2 separate regions of the Homo sapiens genome follow, and region 1 is linked to region 2. A link is a loop called in an ENCODE intact Hi-C map of the cell type or tissue named here. Cell type or tissue: lower leg skin. All regions are shown on one strand.

Region 1 (2,500 bases), 180 kb after region 2:
ACATGTATACAGTGTATGAGTTTCAATTTTTAAAATAAACATGCAATACCTTAAAAATTTTTTAATGTTTTAAATGTACTTATTTTTCTGACTCTGTTGCTTGAATCAGAAGTATGCTATTTTTATAATAAGAAAAAGAATTATGCCCTATAGTTGTGTACTCCTCCCACTCAATGACATTTCATTGTGCCTTAGTACAAATAATAGAGGCCAGGGGTGTAACTGATGGTTGATACGGAGCTCACCTGGATGACAGCCAAGTTCTGCCCCCACTCAACAGAAGAACAGGCCTATTGAATTCTGACTCCCTCCCTTCCCTCCTGTCCCCAAACAAAACGTTATTTGAAGAGTTTCCTTGTTCTCCAAGCAAATGAGAGCAGTCCAGAAAAACATTTCTCTCTCAGAAGCTTTTCCAGAAGTTTCCGATAAAGCTAAGACTCCCAGAAGAGCGTAAGTCAAGTAGCCAAGAGAAAGAGGAGTGACTGCCGGTTTCCGCGGGGCATCAGCGTGGGTTCCTGGGCATTGCTCCCCATCATGCAGTCTAACGGCAGAGGAGAGGACAGCCTTCCTGCTACCGGGAATCTTACAGCTGCCTGCCCCCCAACTCTACTTCCCCTTTAAAACAAAAAACAAAAACCCGCTCCTCAGAATCCAGACCAGAAACGATGGAGACATTAGCATACTCTGGCAAGCAGCCCGATGGATAATAGATAACAGGTTATCCAGGAAATAATTAGAAGTCTGCGCCCACACGGATCAGTTGCAGACACTGACCCCGTCATTCAGGATGTGGCCCTGAAAGTAAAGAGCCCTTTCTTCTTTCACTTTCAGGGGTTGGGAAAATGTCAGGCCTCTCTCCCTTCTTTTATGCCGTGACAAGTTAACAAGTGCTGAGTTTCAAATAGGCACTTAAGCCCCCTGAGCAAAGTAAAGTGGTTCTCACAGAGCCAGGGAGACCAACAGGTCCTCTCCCGTGAACCCCTAGGGCTGGGCGGGCCCACGGAGGAAGGGAGCCACGGATCAGGCGCGCTGCTCAGTCAGGAGGCCATAGCCGGCTTTCTCTTTCACCTCCCCTGTGGCTCCGACCTTCTTTCCCTCCGCGCCCACATTTCTGCCCCGGCCCAGCCCCTTGCATATTCCACCCCCGGCTGCAGAGGGAGGTCTTTTTAGCCCTGCTGTCTCCCTGCACTCCTACCCAGCCCTCTTCACAGCCCCCCTCCGCTGCCTCCCCACATTCTTCTTGTTTGATTGGGGTGGAGGGAGGCAAGATTCAGAAATAAAGCTTTTGTTTATATTTAAGGAATTCAATGGGTGTTCACTGCTATAGCTCTCTTTTGTGTTGTGTCATTGTTGCTTTCCATAATGGCTTCCAAAACTATTTTCTCTTCCAACCCTCCCTATCCTTAACCCCCACTAAGATGTGTGGAATTTGAATGTAGACAGGAACACAATGACAGATTGAGGCTTTCTCACTTTCTCTCGAGTGGATGGAGAAACCTAATAATTCTCATAATAAATATCCTGTGAAATCAGTCAAATCAACCTTCTTTTTTCCTGTCTTTGGATAGCTCTATTTTTCCCGTCTTTGGATAGCTCTATTTTTCCCACATAAACTCAATAGTAATAATTAACTCCCATGTTTTGAGCACGAACACGTGCTGGGCTGTGCTAAGCATTTTCTGTGCAATGCCTTAGCCCTTTCCACAGGCCTGTCTTACTATTCCCATTTTACAGATGAAAAAACTGAGCCCTTGCACAGATGCAATGACCTGGCCGTTTTTTGGTCTGTTTTGTGGGGGGTTTTTTTTAAAGGTAGAAATAGCAGAGCTGGGATTCGGATTACTATCAGATTCCAAACTTCCACCATTATACAATACTTACACCATACCAAACCTACACCATGCTAACAAGCACACTACACACCTACATCATCCTAACTTACATCACACTGACTCTTTTAAGGAAGGAGCAGGTGACAGTCCTATGTCCTGGAAGATGGGCTAAAGGGCTGGCTCTACAGAGGAAGGAATCAGAAGCCAGGTGTCATGGCATCCAGAATCTTCCATCACAGTTTGCCAAATGCTCCAAAGCTTCACCTCATTTCAACCTCACCAAAACCCCATAAGTCAGGCATGATTTTTCACTACCCCACCATCACTTGGTGTTACAAGTAAGGTTTAAACTGAGAGTCACAGAAGTGATTTGCCTGAGGTCATTCAGCTGATAAGTGGAGGTAGAATGTGGTTTTGCACTCAGGCTTTCAGTTCTCAAATCTTCACTGATCTTACTACACTCTTCTGCCTTTCAGCAATCCCTGAGTTAGGCTTCTCAAAACAATTCGATGAATGATACCAGGCTCCCTGGGTCGGCTTATTTGGTAGTCAATAGTTGGAAAAGTACAGTGAGTAATTGAGAGTGTGGATTCTAGAAGCAAATTGCTCTATCATTTGCAAGTTATGTGACCTTCAGCAAGTCTCGGTGCCTCAGTTTCCTCATCTAT
Region 2 (2,500 bases):
AGGGAGACAGAGTTGAGCATATCTTCCTGTCTCCTTGCGGTTGACTTGCAATAAAGCTTTTATTTTCTCAAAAGCCAGTGCCATGGTATTGGCCATTGGCCTCTATGCACATTAAACAGTGCTCAGTTACAATCTGACCTTGGGCAAGTTACTTAACCTCTCTGAGCTCTGGTTTTTCCATCTATAAGAAGGGATGATGTCCCCTAGCTCATGGGGTTGTATAAAATAAATGACTCAACATACAAAAAGCACTTAGTACAATTCTTGACATATAGTAAATGTTGTATACATTGCAGCCCTATTAAATGATGTTTATTCATAGCTAAACCATTTTTATGCATTAGGATAGATCCTGTTCTCCTTTACCATTCATTTAATTCAGACCATCGACCTGTATTTTATCATCTCATATAATTTTAACGTATACCTATATTAGTGTGTGGCCAGCACCCACCTTTCCTATAGGAACTACTGCTCTCATGCCCACATTTTTATTATGATGGCAGCGAGAGCTGTGTGACCGCTGTCCATTGCCCACACCTAATTGGTCAAGAGGGGGACACCTGACCCAAGATGGGACAATGAACCCATTCCTCCAGAATGTTTATAGATGTGAGAAGAGAGATTATCTCAGGCCTCACCTAGATATAAAATCTGGGAGAAGTCATTAGTCATTTGCCAAGTGGAGAAACTCATTCTGCATTAGAGAATAAAGTCAGTGGAAAGAGGAAGCAGAGAAGACAGAAGTATCCTTATACTGGAATTCTCAGTTCCAGGTTTTGCTGACCAGTAGTTGAATTTCTGCCTTTTCTTCTGCTTAGGCTCCTCTGTTTCTAGGCTTTCCCTGTATCCTTCCAATATTGTTTCCATCTTGCCTAAGCTATTTCCAGGTAGGTTTATTGTAGATGCAATTAATGCAATAATATGCTCTATTATCATAAAGTAAAAAAAATAAGAAGAGGAAAAATTTTTAGATGTATTACTTTTCATTAATGACCTGGATGATACCACTAAGAATATGACCATCAAGTTTATGAAAGTGAATCAACAAATTTTTATAAGATACTAACTATATGTAAGCTCCCAGTAGAAGACACTTCAGATTTACCTTCCTATATCTTTTCTCATTTTTCCATAATCACAAATCCCCATTTCTGGATAGTCCTATTGGAACTCAACTAAAATCTTACTTTTCCTAGTCTCCCCTGCAATGGATGTGGCTGCATGACTAAATTCTGCCTATTGAGATCTAAGCAGAAATATTGTGCAGTGCTTACATTTTTTAAAAAAATCATGAAAATGAAGGAGATGCACCCTTCTTATCGCTTCTCTCCATCCTATTACCTGAGGCATGATGATGTGATGACTGGAGCCCTTTCAGCCATCTTGGACCATGAGGAGGATAGCTGTACCCTGGGAATAACATAATAGTGACTGGGAGGGAGCTGGCTCCTTGACAACTTTGTCAAGCCTCCACGCCAATCCTGGATTGCTCATTTCCAAAATTATTTTGTGTAAGCTGCTGTTTTATTTAAGCCACTATTATCTAGGTTTTACTGTTATATGCCACTAATTCTGATACTATTGATACAATAATACCATTGCAGTTTAATAAATTCTGATACTATTGATACAATACCATTGCAATTTAATAAACTATATTGAGTTAGGCTGGATCAATAAGGCTGTATAAAAAGGAGCAAGGCCGGCGCCGGGTGCAGCAGCTCACGCCTGTAATCCCAGCACTTGGGGAGGCTGAGGCAGGCAGATCACGAGGTCAAGAGATCGAGACCATCTTGACCAACATGGTGAAACCCCGTCTCTACTAAAATACAAAAAATTAGCTGGGTGTGGTGGCACATGCCTGTAATCCCAGCTACTTGGGAGGCTGAGGCAGGGGAATTGCTTGACCCGGGAGGCAGAGGTTGCAGTGAGCTGAGATTGCGCCACTGCACTCCAGCCTGGCGACAGAGCAAGACTCTGTCTCAAAAAGAAAAAAAAAAGAAACAACGCTGGGTGCAGTGGCTCACACCTGTAATCCCAGCACTTTGGGAGGCCGAGGTGGGTGAATCACAAGGTCAGGAGTTCGAGACCAGCCTGGCCAAGATGGCAAAACCCCATCTCTACTAAAAATACAAAAAAATTAGCTGGGCGCTATGGTGGGCGCCTGTAATCCCACCTACTCAGGAGGCTGAGACAGGAGAATCATTTGAACTCAGGAGGCAGAGGTTGCAGTGAGCCGAGATCACACCACTGCACTCCAGCCTGGACAACAGAGTGAGACTCTGTCTCAAAGAAAAACAAACAAACAAATCTGGCCCCGCACAGTGGCTCACACCTGTAATCCCAGCACTTTGGGAGGCTAAGGCGGGTGGATCACCTGAGGTCAGGAGTTCGAGACCAGCCTGACCAACATCGTGAAACCCTGTCTCTACTAGCGCCTGTAATCCCAGCTACTCAAGAGGTTGAGGCAGGAGAATCACTTGAACCCGGGAGGTGG

The links. Hi-C counts contacts between places; a loop is a spot of excess contacts. Peaks named below come from ENCODE experiments on the same cell type or tissue, not always from the same donor. Only the 100,000 strongest peaks of a DNase experiment are listed, where the experiment ranks them.
Region 1: it touches region 2 in a loop (2.6-fold over the local background); 65 of 110 quality-filtered maps call a loop at or near these places.

What each region holds. Positions count from the first base shown.
Region 1 is chr14:65,228,381-65,230,880 of GRCh38, reverse strand. No RefSeq gene overlaps it. Among named protein-coding and RNA genes, the nearest start is that of LINC02324, 7.3 kb to the right of the region's middle. RefSeq lists a silencer at 1,869-1,918. In lower leg skin, no CTCF peak of the experiment used is centred here; DNase peaks (open chromatin) are centred at 250, 630 and 1,010.
Region 2 is chr14:65,403,982-65,406,481 of GRCh38, reverse strand. It overlaps a transcript of FUT8 not described here. Among named protein-coding and RNA genes, the nearest start is that of FUT8-AS1, 7.4 kb to the left of the region's middle. In lower leg skin, no CTCF peak of the experiment used is centred here; no DNase peak of the experiment used is centred here.